2 separate regions of the Mus musculus genome follow, and region 2 is linked to region 1. The links are chromatin loops, found by intact Hi-C in ENCODE. Cell type or tissue: gastrocnemius. All regions are shown on one strand. Each heading gives the region's core, and the rest is flanking DNA. Links, peaks and the distances in the headings are about the cores only.

What was found. Hi-C counts contacts between places; a loop is a spot of excess contacts. Peaks named below come from ENCODE experiments on the same cell type or tissue, not always from the same donor. Only the 100,000 strongest peaks of a DNase experiment are listed, where the experiment ranks them.
Region 2: a loop joins it to region 1, with 17 times the contacts of the local background. A loop is called at or near these places in 5 of 42 quality-filtered maps.

The regions. Positions count from the first base shown.
Region 1 is chr12:88,330,163-88,338,497 of GRCm38, forward strand. It overlaps the pseudogene Gm18632 and the pseudogene Gm8655. Among named protein-coding and RNA genes, the nearest start is that of Gm10264, 10 kb to the left of the region's middle. In gastrocnemius, for the core only: no CTCF peak of the experiment used is centred there; a DNase peak (open chromatin) is centred at 4,976.
Region 2 is chr12:88,038,914-88,047,248 of GRCm38, forward strand. It overlaps the pseudogene Gm18247, the pseudogene Gm46998 and the pseudogene Gm46997. Among named protein-coding and RNA genes, the nearest start is that of Gm6803, 24 kb to the left of the region's middle. In gastrocnemius, for the core only: no CTCF peak of the experiment used is centred there; no DNase peak of the experiment used is centred there.

The DNA of each region.
Region 1 (8,335 bases), core at 194-8,193:
TCATTTCTGGCATGTGAGTGTGTGGTGTCAGCAATTCTGCCAGGTGGCCATCCTGGGCTGAAGTAAGTCCTAGTCCAGCACACCTGTTTCAGACCTTTATATTCTAAGCATCTGGCTGCATTTGAGATTTCTCAGCAGAGTTACAGATGTGTGCGTCTGCACTTGGAGTCAGACAAAATATAGCTATTTTTGTATTAATGGAGCCATGCCATTTTATACATTCATATTCTATACATTCACTTTATCCTTTAAGTTGTTGCCACACACAAGTTGTTGCACCTTACAGTGCAGTTTTTAAATTACATGGGTAGCAATTTTGAGTTTTAAAAATTAGTCATTGCAGAAATTAAGTACTTAGACAGGATATTTCATTATCTTCACTTTAAAAATATAATAGTTGACAATGTTTACATATGATTTCACTTTTCTAAGGCATACCCCCAAAAAGAATGAAAATAAAAAAGAGAAGTCAATCTCTTCTGATTTTGGAAAAAAGACATTTTCAAAGAAGGTAGCTGTTAATAGGACATAAAATATTCTATACTTTGTAAAGTAGGGCCTTTGTGTTAAGCTGTTTTCAAGAAGTTAGCTTCTATATTGAGGTTTTGGAAAAGGAATTACTGTGTATTGATTAAAGTTAGTTACATAATTATACAAGCTAAGTTTACCTTAATCTAAGCTTAGGTTAAGAGAAAAGCAGCCACAGAGCAATGAAAATGAGGTTCCTGTTTTCTGAAGGGAGGAGTTAAGGAACAGAGACATATTAAAAACATGTTGGTTTAAAAAGAGTTTTTCTTTTTAATATGTTCATTATATCTCTGGTATATAACAAAAATAAGTGACTACATGATTTCTGGAAAGGAAAAAACAAGGTCAATGCAATCCCATGCTCTCTGCTAGGAAACCAGGAGGGCACTCCCCAACTCCAGAAAAGGCTGCTGGCATTACAGACATTAGTGGCTACCAGGATGTTTTGGAACAATGCAGGCCTCTTCCCAAACTATCTTTTTATTTTGCATGTGTGGTAGATCACATCCTACCCAACACCTCAGGGCACATGCAAGAGAATGTTCCTTCCTCTGAAAATTCAGGATCCTTTGGATCTGCTTCAGGCCTATACTAATCCTCACCACTAAATTCTCTGCTCAGAAGTACCCCACAACCCCCCTCACCCTCAACACCATATGGAACCCAGAGCACACATGAGTCCCCATAAACAGAACCCACTGCACTTCAGTCCTTTCTTGTGATCAAAATGGAAGGTTGCATCCAGTTTTCTAATTGGCATTCAGGATGAGAGGAACAGAGGACCTGAGGCAGTGCAGGAACAAGAGGGGAAGGTGCGAGGCCTCTCAGAGATCTGAACAGCTAAAGAGGTTTGAGAAGCTGATGCAGCTGAGTTTGCATAAGGAGTTCTAGGACTTAGAGCAAGTGATGGAGAAGAGTAACAGAGAAGCCCTGGGCCATCAGGAGACCTGAAAGCTGAGCTCCATCTCCCCAGAGTCAAGATTCTCAACCTAAAGCTTGGAGAGGGATAGCAGCAGCAGCAGCAGCAGCACCACCACCACCGCCACAACCACCATGTGAAGCAAGCAGAACAGGAGCAGTTAGGAAGGAGGAAACCAGGTCCATCTGTGCAGCCTGTACCCCCTGCAAGAGGAGGTCCTGCAGCTCAACCATCAGGTAGATGGATGCCTCCAGTCAGCACAAAGAGCTGCTGAATGTAGACCTGGTGCCCTCCAGACCCAGGGAAGCCAGCTTTGTGTCCTTATCTTGAGAATCATTCTCAACACCTTAAAGAGTGGCTATTGCATAGCAGAGAACCAAGTGGAGGCTGACCTGGCCCTGCAGGAAATGCAGGACCTCCTCTTGAATTTGGAGCAGGAGATCACCAGAGTCTCTGAAATGAAGAAGAAGGATGAGGAGGACTTCCTGGCCAAATGTCAGGAGTCACAGGTGTAGCAGGGGCCAGGGGATCCTGCCCAGATCTCTGTCCCTCAGCCCAAGCCCAACAGGTTCACACAATAAAGACTGGCAGGGGAAGGTACAAGGTAGTAAGATGCCATGGTGCCAGCAACTTCAGAATGCTTCTACCAATTGTTTGTTGGTCCTCGAGGACCTGAGCAGCAGCAAGGGAAGTCAGACAACAAAGATACGGATGGACTTGCAGAAGTCAGCCACCACCATAGTGAGCCAGATCTTCCAGCATCACAAGTTCAAAGCTGAAAGAGCTCTTTGATAAGATCCAAAAACTGCTCTCTGGAAAGCCTGTCTAATCTGGCGGGCATTCCATGTCCCTCACTCTTAACACTAAGGGGCTTGATTTTGTCCAGCATATACTGGCAGAGAAATCTGTGAAACAAGGGGAGGAAGAAGTGGCCTCTCACCATGAAGCAGCATTCCCCATTGCAGTGGTGGCAACTGGTATCTGGCTGCTTCACCCCAAAGTGGGAGACGTCATTCTTGCTCACCTCCAGGAGAAGCGTCCATACTCTGTTCCTTTCTACCCAGCTTTCAAGGAAGGGATGACTTTGGAGGATTCTCAAGGGATGCTTGGCTACCAAGTGATGGCTTCCAAGGTTGAAAAAGTGTACAACTTTCTAAAAGCCATGTCTGGGATGATCTGTTTCTATGCTGCTACCAGCTAGCTCCAGTGTTCCTATAGAAAGCAGCAGAAAGCTCATGCTCATGGCATAAGTGATGGCTGGCACAGATCTTAAACATGGAGCCTCTCTCAGATGAGAATTCCACTCTCCTGTTTGACTTCTTGGAGTTGTGTGGGAATGCGCTCATGAAGCAGGACCAGGTCCAGTACTGGAAGATGATGCTTCTCATCCCCAAGGACTACTTGCCCAGGATTGAAGCCATCACGAGCTCAGGATTGATGGTCTGTTTCATCTGTCTCAAGCAGTTCTTGGAGAAATGTCTGCAATGCAGGGAGATTTCTGTCCCCAGAGGCTTTCTGATGTTTTTGGCTTTTCTCCTTTTGTTGGGCTTGATATCTTTCATCACACTGTGTGGCAGGAGGGGCAACAATAAAGCAACTGAGACAGTGGGTTTGGTAGAATCTTGTCAGATTGAGGAATTCATCAGTGTGTTTTTATTTATCTGTACCCTGTGAATGAGTCTTTAAATGCTGGAGAGATGGCTCAGTGGTTAAGATCATTAACTGTTCTTCCAGAGGTCCTGAGATCAATTCTCAGCAACTGGAGGATGGTCCACAACCATCTGTAATGGGATCCGATGCACTCTTCTTTTGTGTGTCTGAAGATAGCTGTGGTGTACTCATAAATATATAAATAAATAACTCTTAAAAAAGTTTTTTTTTTTTTTTGAGACAGGGTTTCTGTTTGTAGCCCTGGGTGTCCTGGAACTAACTCTGTAGAGTAGGCTAGCCTCCAACTCAGAAATCTGCCTGCCTATGCCTCCCGAGTGCTGGGATTAAAGGCTTGCACCATCACACCTGGCTTTTTTTTTTTAAGATTTATTTATTTAGTATACGTAAGTACACTGTAGATATCCTAAGATACTCCAGAAGAGGGCATCAGATTTCGTTATGGATGGGTGTGAGCCACTATGTGCTTGCTGGGATTTGAACTCGGGACCTTAAAAAGAACAAGAACAGTCAGCACTCTTAACCACTGAGCCATCTCGCCAGCCTCCAAACAAAGACACCATTGCATACACTAGCAAGATTTTGCTAAAGGACCCTGATATAGTTGTCTCTTGTGAGACTATGTCGGGGCCTGGCAAACACAGAAGTGGATGCTCACAGTCAGCTATTGGATGGATCACAGGGCCCCAAACGAAGGAGCTAGAGAAAGTACACAAGGAACAAAAGGGATCTGCAACCCTATAGGTGGAACAACATTATGAACTAACCAGTACCCCGGAGCTCTTGACTCTAGCTGCATATGTATCAGAAGATGGCCTAGTTGACCATCAGTGGAAAGAGAAGCCCATTGGTCCTGCAAACTTTATATGCCTTTATATGCCTCAGTACAGGGGAATGCCAGGGCCAAGAAGTGGGAATGGGTAGATAGGGGAGTGGTGGGGGGGAGGGTATGGGGGACTTTTGGGATAGCACTGGAAATGTAAATGAAGAAAATACCTAATTAAATTTCTTTTAAAAAATGAGGATTTTGTCAATTTCTGATCATGTTTGGTAGTCTATAGGTATCCCAGACATACAGAACTGGCTTTTCTAATTTTAACAAGTTACAAGCTGGGGTGAAAACACAAAACTTGAGCTCTCCCTTAGCATGCGAGTTGGAGAAGGGGGTCCTATGCTGGCTTTGTTGCTAAGCTGTGACATCCTCCCCCAATTCCGGTCTTACCCGACTTTCTCTTGGAAGGGCGATCCCTGAGCAGATCCCATCAGCCCTTTGGAACAAAGAATTTGGGAAACTTAGGGCTAAAGTCGCTTTTTCCTCCTCTTTAAGCCGTACCTGAACATCTCACACCATGGCCACCATGCCAGTTCCTGAGACCCGTTTAAACCACACTATTTATATCAACAATCTCAATGAGAAGATCAAGAAGGATGAGCTCAAGAAGTCCCTGTATGCCTTCTTCTCCCAGTTTGGCCAGATCCTGGATATCCTGGTGTCTCGGAGCCTGAAGATGAGGAGCCAGGCCTTCGTCATCTTCAAGGAGGTCACCAGCGCCACCAATGCCCTGCGCTCCATGCAGGGCTTCCCTTTCTATGATAAGCCCATGCGCATCCAGTACGCAAAGACTGACTCGGACATCATTGCCAAGATGACGGGCACCTTTGTGGAGAGAGATCGCAAAGGAGAGAAGAGGAAGCCCAAGAGTCAGGAGACACCTGCTGCCAAAAAGGCTGTTCAGGGTGGGGCAGCTGCCCCTGTGGTGGGTGCTGTCCAGCCTGTACCGGGCATGCCACCAATGCCTCAGGCACCCCGCATCATGCACCGCATGCCAGGACAGCCTCCCTACATGCCATACCTGGCATGATCCCGCCAACAATCCTCGCTCCTGGCCAGATCCCCCCTGGGGCCATGCCCCCACAGCAGCTCATGCCTGGGCAGATGCCGCCTGCCCAGCCTCTCTCCGAGAATCCACGCAATCATCCTGTTCTTCACCAACCAGCCTGAGGAGACCAACGAGCTCATGCTCTCCATGTTTTTTACCCAGTTCCCTGTCTTCAAGGAGGTGCATCTGGTCCCTGGGCGCCATGACATCGCCTTCGTGGAGTTTGACAATGAAGTGCAAGCTGGGGCAGCAATAGATGCCCTGCAAGGCTTTAAGATCACACAAAACAATGCTATGAAGATCTCTTTTGCCAAGAAGTAGCGCCTTTCCCTATGGAGTACCCCAGTCCCTTCCCCCCTTCCTTGGCTCAGTCCCTGAAGGTAAGTCCCCCTAAGGGGCCTTCTCAGAGCCATGTGAGTGTGTGGTTGCCACACAGCATTGTACCCAGAGTCTGTCCCCAGACATTGCACCTGGTGCTGTTAGATTGTGATTAAAGTGAGTTTTTGAAGTTTGGTTTTTCACCAAAAAAAAAAAAAAAAAACAAACCTCAATACTTACCATTCTTCTTTACTGTCTTTTTCTTTGGATGGTAGCCAGAGCCTAAGTATGCCCACCAACTCTGCCTCTGTCTCTCTGTCTCTTCTCTCTGTCTTTCTGTCTCTCTGTCTCTCTGTCTCTCTGTCTCTCTGTCTCTGTCTCTCTCTCTCTCTCTCTCTCTCTCTCTCTCTCTCTCTCTCTCTCTGTCACACACACACACACACACACACACACACACACACACACACACACTTTGGTTTTTGATTTTGTCCTGTGTGTAGCCCAGGCTGTCCTGTCCTGGAACTCTCTTTGTAGACCAGGCTGGCCTAGAACTCACATAGATCTGCCTCCTTCTGCCACCTGAGTACTGGGATAAAGGTGAGCACAATCACTGCCTAACCTGGCTTGTTCACTCTCTATTAAATGTGCCATTCACACCATGTGGCTGCTTGTCTGCCCTGTGGCTGCCTCTGCACCAGCTTAACTCAAACAGCATGGGTTTGTCTTTCTCTTCTCTGTCTCCCTCTTCTGGGCAGCTACTGGGAATGACAACTGGCCTGACCCGAAATTTTCCTTTTAAACTCTAATAAAACTGTCCTCAGACAGGAAAAGAAAAGAATTGCACAGCTTAGTGACTGATTTATAAAAGTGCCCAGGGACACTTTCCTGCCTCCTTCTGGCTATTTAAACTTAAGGTTCCATTCAAATCCTGCCTCCTTAGGATACTCCTCCTGACTCCCAGGCCCCAGTGTTCACTCCTGCATCTGACCAGGGCAGCAGTCCTGACATGTGCCAGGCTTTAGACTGTTTTTGAAAGCATGTGTGGACTCCATGACTTGAGGCTCCTTCAAAGCTGGGTCTAGATGAAACAGTCTGTCTTTACCCCTCAACACATAAAAGAAAACAATAGGCTCCAAAATGCACTTGGTAAACAGAAGTGGTTTCATATCCCACTGCCTGTTTTTACAAAGCCCCTTTCCCTATCTGACTCTTTAACTCAGTTTACCGTTGAGGACAGGCACCATGTCAGTGGCCTCCCTCTGAGAACACTTGGTGACACTAAATCCTGAGGAAATAAACCAAACAAGCTATATCAGGGTGCATATCACCATGGAGCTTGGGGAAGGGGGACAACAGCAACTGTTATCTAAGCTCACCAGCAGCAATAAAGGAGAGAAGGCATGACACACACAGCTGACAACAAAGATCATAGAGCCACATCTGGGAGAGGAACTACCAGCAGAGTTAAGAATCCATGATGAGCCGGGCCATGGTGGCACACATCTTTAGCATTTGGATGGCAGTTATGGGTAAGCCTAGTCTATAGAGTGACTTCTAGGACAGCCATGGCTGCACAGAAAAAAAATATTTCTCAAAAAACAAAAGAAGATGAGGAGGAGGAAGAGGAGGAGGAGGAAGTGGAAGAGGGACAAGAAGAAGAAGGGAAAGTGGTTGGTGCTAGAGAGAGAGATGTGGTCAGTGGTTAAGTTTTCTTATAGCACTTGCAGAGAACCTGGTTCCGTTCCCAGCATCTGCTGACTCATGACCGTCTGTAACTCCAGTTCCAGTGTATCTGACATCCTTTTCTGACCTCCAAAGGCAGCAGGCATACACAAGGTGCCCATGCATACATACATATATGCAAACAAAACATTCATACACACAAAATAGAATATATAAGTCTAAATTTTTTTCTAAAAAGACATGATAACACCAGATGATATAGCTATTGAGCTACCAGAGAAAACATTTAAAGTCAAATATTCAAATCAGATTCTCTGCTTGGAGATGGATAATGTTCTCCCAGCCCCAGACAATGCACCTATAAATGCCAAATCCAGAACTCCTCAGATTAGTTCTTCACAGCGAGACCAGGTTTGCTGACAGAAGTTTTTTTCTAAAAAGAATTCTTTCTGAGTCATGATTTCAGAGTATTCAGTCAGAGCTTGCTTGGCCCCACATTCTTGCAATATGGTGGGATGAAACCTCAGGAGGAAAAAGAGGATGAAGAAGCCAGTGAAAGGGATGAAATCCATCATGACAGGCAAGAAGAGAGGCAGCAGGACCAGAAACCTTCCTTTCTTTTTTAATTTTTGTTTAAACCATTTTTATTAGATATTTTTTTCATTTACAATTCAAATGCTATCCTCAAAGCCCACTATAACCTACCCACTCCCTGCTCCCCAACCCACCCACTCCCACCTGGCTCTGGCATTCCCCTGTACTGGGGCATATAAGGTTTGCAAGACCAAGGGCCTCTCCTCCCAATGATGGCCGATTAGTCCATCTTCTGCTACATATGCAGCTAGAGACATGAGATCGGGGTTCTTGTTAATTCATATTGCTGTTCCTCCTATAGGGTTACAGACCCCTTCAGCTCCTTGGGTACTTTCTCTAGCTCCTCTATTCAAGGGGGGGGGGGCTGTGTACCATCCAATAGAAGTCTGTGAGCATCCACTTCTGTATTTGCCAGGCACTGGCATAGCCTCACAAGAGACAGCTATATCAGGGTCATGTCAGCAAAATCTTGCTGGAATATACAATAGTATCTGCGTTTGGTGACTGATTATGGTAAGGATCCCCAGGTGGGGCAGTCTCTGGATGGTCCTTCCTTCTGTCTCAGCTCCAAACTTTGTCTTTGTAACTACTTACATGGTATTTTGTTCCCCATTCTAAGGAGGGACGAAGCATCCACACTTTGGTCTTTCTTCTCCTTGAGCAGCAACCTTTTTAGGGCAGTGCATGAGAGGAATTCAAAACCACAGAGAAATGAAAATAGGGATATCAGTGAAGTCATTGCTCT
Region 2 (8,335 bases), core at 279-8,278, 290 kb before region 1:
CTCTGTCTCTCTCTCTGTCTCTCTCTCTGTCTCTCTCTCTTTGCCACACACACACACAGTTTGGTTTTTTGATTTTTTTCTGTGTGTAGCCCAGGCTGTCCTGTCCTGGAAGTCTTTGTAGATCACGCTGGCCTAGAACTCACATAGATCTGCCTCCTTCTGCCACCTGAGTCCTGGAATAAAGGTGAGCACAATCACTGCCTAACCTGGCTTGTTCACTCTCTTTTAAATGTGCCATTCACCCCATGTGGCTGCTTGTCTGCCCTGTGGCTGCCTCTGCACCAGCTTAACTCAAACAGCATGGGTTTGTCTTTCCCTTCTCTGTCTCCCTCTTCTGGGCAGCTACTGGGAATGACAACTGGCCTGACCCAAAATTTTCCCTTTAAACTCTAATAAAACTGTCCTCAGACAGGAAAAGAAAAGAACTGCACAGCTTAGTGACTGATTTATAGAAGTGCCCAGGGACACTTTCCTGCCTCCTTCTGGCTATTTAAACTTAAGGTTCCATTCAAATCCTGCCTCCTTAGGATACTCCTCCTGACTCCCAGGCCCCAGTGTTCACTCCTGCATCTGACCAGGGCAGCAGTCCTGACATGTGCCTGGCTTTAGACTGTTTTTGAAAGCATGTGTGGACTCCATGACTTGAGGCTCCTTCAAAGCTGGGTCTAGATGAAACAGTCTGTCTTTACCCCTCAACACATAAAAGAAAACAATAGGCTCCAAAAGGCACTTGGTAAACAGAAGTGGTTTCATATCCCACTGCCTGTTTTTACAAAGCCCCTTTCCCTATCTGACTCTTTAACTCAGTTTACCCTTGAGGACAGGCACCATGTCAGTGGCCTCCCTCTGAGAAGACTTGAGGAAATAAACCAAACAAGCTATATCAGGGTGCATATCACCATGGAGCTTGGGGAAGGGGGACAACAGCAACTGTTATCTAAGCTCACCAGCAGTAATAAGGGAGAGAAAGCATGACACACACAGCTGACAACAAAGATCATAGAGCCACATCTGGTAGAGGAACTATCAGCAGAGTTAAGAGTCCATGATGAATCGGGCCATGGTGGCACACATCTTTAGCATTTGGGTGGCAGTTATGGGTAAGCCTAGTCTATAGAGTGACTTCTAGGACAGCCATGGCTGCACAGAAAAAAATATTTCTCAAAAAACAAAAGAAGATGAGGAGGAGGAAGAGGAGGAGGAGGAAGTGGAAGAGGGACAAGAAAAAGAAGGGAAAGTGGTTGGTGCTAGAGAGAGAGAGGTGGTCAGTGGTTAAGTTTTCTTACAGCACTTGCAGAGAACCTGGTTCCATTCCCAGCATCTGCTGACTCATGACCATCTGTAACTCCAGTTCCAGTGTATGTGACATCCTTTTCTGACCTCCAAAGGCAGCAGGCATACACATGGTGCCCATGTATACATACATATATGCAAACAAAACATTCATACACACAAAATAGAATATATAATTCTAAATTTTTTTCTAAAAAGACATGATAACACCAGATGATATAGCTATTGAGCTACAAGAGAAAACATTTAAAGTCAAATATTCAATTCAGATTCTCTGCTTGGAGATGGATAATGTTCTCTGAGCCCCAGACAATGCACATATAAATGCCAAATCCAGAACTCCTCAGATTAGTTCTTCAGAGCGAGACCAGGTTTTCTGACAGAAGTTTTTTTTCTAAAAAGAATTCTTTCTGAGTCATGATTTCAGAGTATTCAGTCAGAGCTTGCTTGGCCCCACATTCTTGCAATAGGGTGGGATGAAACCCCATGTGGAAAAAAAAAATGAAGAGGCCAGTGAAAGGGATGGAATCCATCATGACAGGCAAAAAGAGAGGCAGCAGGACCAGAAACCTTCCTTTCTTTTTTATTTTTTTGGTTTAAACCATTTTTTATTAGATATTTTTTCATTTACAATTCAAATGCTATCCTCAAAGCCCACTATAACCTCCCCACTCCCTGCTCCCCAACCCACCCACTCCCACTTCCTGGCTCTGGCATTCCCCTGTACTGGGGATATAATCTTTGCAAGACCAAGGGCCTCTCCTCCCAATGATGGCCGATTAGTCCATCTTCTGTTACATATGCAGGTAGAGACATGAGATCGGTGTTCTGGTTAGTTTATATTGCTGTTCCTCCTATAGGGTTACAGACCCCTTCAGCTCCTTGGGTACTTTCTCTAGTTCCTCTATTCAAGGAGGGGTCTGTGTACCATCCAATAGATGTCTGTGAGCATCCACTTCTGTATTTGCCAGGCACTGGCATAGCCTCATAAGAGACAGCTATATCAGGGTCATGTCAGCAAAATCTTGCTGGAATATACAATAGTATCTGCGTTTGGTGACTGATTATGGTATGGATCCCCAGGTGGGGAAGTCTCTGGATGGTCCTTCCTTCTGTCTCAGCTCCAAACTTTGTCTCTGTAACTCCTTACATGGTATTTTGTTCCCCATTCTAAGGAGGGACGAAGCATCCATACTTTGGTCTTCCTTCTCCTTGAGCAGCAACCTTTTTAGGGCAGTGCATGAGAGGAAGTCAAAACCACAGAGAAATGAAAATAGAGATATCAATTAAGTCATTGCTCTTACTGTGCCCAATCCTCAAACTTCGAATGAAATGCAGTATGGCCAAAGGCTCTTCAACCAATCCAAGAGTATGGACAGTGGATTTGCAGGTGGAGAAGACAAAAATTACAATGTTTATGATCAGGCCTGGAGAGGTGGTAAAGATGTGGCTCAGAGTATCTACAGGCCCAGTAAAAATCTAGACCATGATGACCTTGTAAAAATATGTATCTTGATTATCTCAAAACCAGGATAAGAACCAAGTGATTCGTTCCTGAGAAGGCATTTTTCTGGTTCAGACTGTAGACCGAGGGACCGAGAAGGACCAGTTCACTTCAAGCAAAATCCTTTTGGTTTGGACAAGTTTTTGGCAGAAGCAAAAGAACATGGCAGTTCTAAAAGGCCCTCTGAAAGCAGTTCCCCCAAGGAGCAGAGGCGTGAAGGCAAAAAGCAGAGGATGGAGTAGAGGGGCCTCTTGAAACAAAAGGTGAGATATACAGCAGAGGACTGCCTGGTCTATCCTCTGTGAGAGAAGATGTACCTAACCCTTGAGATACTTGAGACCACAGAGACTGTGGAGGCCTTGTAAGGTGGGGTGTGCTGTTGAGCAGTGGGCACATCCTCTTGGAGACAAGTGGGAGGAGGAATGGGATGAAGAACTGCCAGAGGGGGGACCAGGAAGGGGATAAAGACTGGAGTGTCAAAAAACAAGATTAAATATAATAAAACGAAAAAAAAAACCATGACCTTGCTTTCTTACATGCTAAGTTAATGCTCAGATTTTCCTAAATAATGTGTTTGCTTCTGACTTTCTAGAGTTCGGGAAAGCCCATTTGTCCATAAGCATGTATAAAATAGATTAACATTTTGGTTCTTCTCTTATGTTAGTCATGACAAAGTCACTGATGAAAAATAAGACAATGGCAAAAGTAATTCACACAAGCTCTGAATAATTAAAATAAATTTTAATTAAAACTTAAATTTGGGGAATTGGGTTTTATTTCTCAAATGGCAAATAAAACCTTCTTCAATGCACAATTTGAGAAAGTTTGGATTCAATATCCATGAGAAATGACTTAATATCATGATAACAGTTCGAGAGTTCTAACATCTGATACTATTTTGATAAACAGTTGGCTTACTATCCTATAAAAGTTTCATGGGATACATAAAACAACCTTACTGCTAAGCCCCTTGCCTTTAGCTTTTCCCATGTTGCAGTTTGGTGATATTTTCATAGCAGAGCCTGTTGGCCAGAGGGATACTGCTGTCTTCTAGACTTCCCCTCAACACAGCTCCGGCAGGAAGTCACAGCTGATCTCACTGATCAACGACTCTGGCTTGAATTCACAAGTCCTGCAGAATTCATCTTCCATAGAAATGAGCTTTCTAATTTGCATGTGTGTGTGTGTGTGCATGTGTATGTGTGTGTGTGACAGAGAGAGACACAAAGATAGAGACAGACATAGAGAGAATAATAAAAAGAATAACAGGCAATGAATTTGGGAGGGAGTAGAAAGAGGGGGTACATTTGACACGTTGGAAGGGTAGGGGGAGAATGTGAAGAGAAAACTTATAATTTTGGGTCTTATAGCATTGTGGTATCTAAGCTCAAGAAATTCAGGGCTGAAGAATAGACCCAGGTGGATCCAGGAACAGCTTGATCCACCCTGTAGCTAAGAACTTCTGGCCATAAAAGATAAAAAAGAAAGTGCAGGAACTAGCCAGGTCTATCAGGACCAAATGGCCATCTGGCAGGATGGCACCTCCCGGGTGGCACCTCCCTATAGCCCACCATAAATCATACACTGACCAGGTGTCCTGCTGACCTCGAGAAGTCCAAGCCTTTGTGCCCCCCTACACCTTAACTAGCACGTACTGCCCTGTTAATTTGTAATCACCTCGCCAACATTTAAATAAGCCAATCATGTGTAACCACGAAAATTCCTTCGGCTCCCTCCCTTTTTGGTTTGTGGTTTTTGCCTTTATAAGCCTATAAGAAATTTGGGCCGGGGTCGAACTCCCCTGCCCCCTGCGCGGTGCATGAGTTTTGACCCCAGCCTGCTGGCTTGAGCGCTTTTTTGTTGTTTGTGTGTGTGTGTGTGTACCATTAAAAGTCTCCTGTTCTTACAACGAGTAAAGTCAGTAAGGTCAGTAAGTCCCTGAAGAGGGACTCTCCTCGGGGATCTTTCAAATGATGGAATTATATAATATTCCAAAAGTTACAAAAATAATAAAAAAATCTAAAACCAGCATCTTGGAGGACCCATGCATGACTCCAGATTCATAAGTAGCAGAGGATGGCCTTGCCTGGCATCAGTGGGAGGGGAGGTCCTTGGTCCTGGGAAGGCTTGATGCCCCAACATAGGGGGATGCTGGAGTGGTGGGGCGGGAGTGGAGAGGTGGATGGGTGTGGGAGTACCCTCATAGAGGCAAAGGAGAGAGGGGACAGGGTGGATGTGATGGGGGGTTTGTGGAGGAGTAGCCCTAGGGGGGCAGATGTCATTTGAGATGAAAACAAATGGAATAACTAATCAAAAGAAAACCATAATAAGAAAAAAGAATTGTCCTTTTGTGTGCTTTATTGGTTTGGTGATTGAATTATGCTTGGTACAGTTGTGGTAATATCAGGAGGTGTGGCCTTGTTGGAGGAGTTATGTCCCTGTGGAGTCGAGGTTTTGAGGAAATATATGTATATGTATATATATATTTTTTCAAGCTCTGCCAAATGTGAGCCACAGCACTCTCCTTTCTGCCTTTGAATTGGGAAGCAGAGGCAAGTGGGTATCTGATCTAGGACAGCCTGGTGTATAGAAGGAGTTCTAGGGCATCCAGGGCTACACAGAAAAACTGAGAAAGAAAGAATCGTCTTATCTGTCTCACTCCTCCTTCTTAGAAGATGCACATTCAGCAGATCTTTGTACTGACTGGAGGCATCCAGGTGCATGTTGAGCTGCAGGACCTCCTCTTGCAGGGGGTTTAGGTGGTGCAAATGGACCTGGCCTTCCTCCTTCTGAATCTGTTCCTGCTCTGCCTGCTTCACTCAGTGCTACTCTGCCACTCCTACCTATAGGTTGAGAATCTGGGCTCTCACCCCATGGTCAGCTTTCAACTTTTCCTGATGACCCAGGGCTACTCTGGTACTCTTCTCTGTCACTTCCTCTAAGCCCTGGAACTCCTTATGCTGCTTCAGCTGCTTCACCTCCTCACACCTCTTTCGCTGCACCTAGACCCTTCTGCCATCACCATACACACACATGTTAGTGTCCCTCTGGACCTGAGGTAATCTGATGTAGGCTCACAGATTGAAAGAACATTCGGCAAACTGTAAAAGACCAACCTTCTGATCAGCAATGGAAAGTGCTTCAGCCAGTTTGTCAAGATTTTCACTTATATGACACATGTGAAGTCTTTCATCAGAAGCCAGCCATATATGCAGTGGGATTATATAACCCTTCAAGTTCTTCCCTGCTATGCACACTCCATTGAAGCCTGCTTGACAGGCTGGGAGCCCTGGACGCTCTCACCAAGAAGAGTTTCAGAGAAACTCAACCTCCTGGAACCTTGGCATTCTCATAACCCATATACTCATACCCTATCACTGCGTTAGTCTGGTGTATGGATCCACGTGCTCTCTTTTCGTATTGTTTTATTAGAAGTGCCTTTAAAGATTTAATTCTGACATAGCTAAGCCTTCCCCCAGTGTTCCAACATCCTAGAAAATCCTTGAACCCAACAAACTTAGAATTCAGTAGGAATTCAGTGAGAAAGTCATCTATTCAGTAACATTCAAATATACTTCTAGTAGAGACAGTGAAACTAATTAGGCATTACAAAGAAGGGAGCCAAAATAGCTCTGGGCTGGTCTGCAGAGTATTTACTTGAGACAATAGCCAGTCTTACCCAGACAGGGGAATTCACAATGGCCTAGTGAATAGGTGAGTTTACCATAAAAGATTTAGGGAATCCCCCTGAGACAGGTTTCTTCACTAGGCCCAAAGAAACAACATAAGTCAGGCATTTACTAAGAACCCCTGGTGGTGGGCTTAGCAATAGACTAGCATTAAGTCTGGCTCCCTTCTTACTGGCAGAGGCCTGGTCCCCGCCTTCTTTTGATGTATACATTCCTTGTTTTGTGTCACTATAATTTGGCAGATGTATCTCTCCTGGTTTCTTGTTATTTTGTATAAAAAGTTTTGATACTCGACTTGACAATTACATTCAGATTCTACACAACCTCTCCTGTTGATCTGTCTGTCATTTATTTCGCCTACTCTTTGTCCACCTGCAACCAGAGACCCATTCTATGCAGGTAGGGACGAAAAAGGGTCTGCAGCACTTCCCCTTGGATAAACATCGTGGGATCTTCCAAGCCTGCTGTGTTTTTACATGGGATGACCACCCAGAACAGCAGCAGTAGTGGAGGACAGGCAGCTGGAGCCTAGAAAACAAGGAGTATGCTACATAGGGCAGAGCTGGAGAGGTGACCCAAGCTCTTCGAGGAGCCTAGAAGATCCTGAGTGGATTCAAGTCATTGGATGGCTGGAGACTGATTTTGTTTTGATTGTGACTCTGCTGGTATGTTTCCCTCATGAAGAAGGCATTTTAGTGGAGGCACAGTTAAGAGACTCTGAATTTTAAAAGATATTGAATATTTTAAAGGGATTGAACTTTTTTTTAACAGCAGCAAAGTTTTTATTCATGTGAACTGTTAAAATGACCATCTATATCAGTGTCAAATAAGGATGGGATAGGAGGGCAGGGTAGAGTTGGACAAGGAGGAGGAAGAATTGTGCTCTACTGGTAATAAAGCTCCAGGTTCAACCCATCATGGATTTCATAGTCTCCAAGAGATATGTGGTCCTTATAAATCATGTACCACTTTTAAGAATGATCTTATTCCAGCAGGAGCCAGTTTGAAATGCTATCAGTTTCTTCAAGTCACCGATGGTATCATCTGTGTTGCACTTCACTCAGACTTTTTTTCCTAGACGGTCGTTGCAAACTACCTCAATCATTGTGGCTCGAGCTGCAATGTCCTCAAACTTATGGATGGATCAACTTGCAGCTCCAATGCCAAACCCCAATTGAACTTTTAATATGTAAAGACTGTCAGACTTTTAAACCCTCTCTATAGGTGCAGCCACTGGAAAGAATCACCTTCCTTCTCTTTAGGGTAGATTCATTTGCTAGGACAGTTTATGAACCTAAAAGGCAAAGCAAAATGAGGCAAAACCAAACAAATAAACACCAAACTAATACTTTCATTGTTTGTTTACAGTATTAAATAAAAGAAGGCTCATTTCTTCTTTATGTGTATGAGTGCTTTGTCTGGATGTATGTCTATGTACCACATACATGCCTGGTGCTTTTAGAGACTGGAAGAGGGTGCCAGATTCCTAAATTGTAGTCATGGCAGTTGGGAGCTGCCATGCAGGTGCTGAGAAACAAACAAGTTCCTCTGCAAGAACAGCCAATGCTATGAACCACTGAGCTATGCCTCCAGCCCATATTTGCTAGTTTTATAAAGGACATTTAAAAACATATAAATGAAAGCGAAATGAATGCATTATAGACAACAAGCCTGGCCGTTTTGAATCCACACTTTTCCCCATTGCTACAAGGTGTTTTTCTTGTGTGCATCCATTTCGAGTTCAAACTTTCCCCATATAGTCCTACTAATCTATATCATAGTGCCTGAAGAAGATTCAAATATTTGCTACCTCTAACACATAGTCAGGTTACAACCTACCAAGAGATGT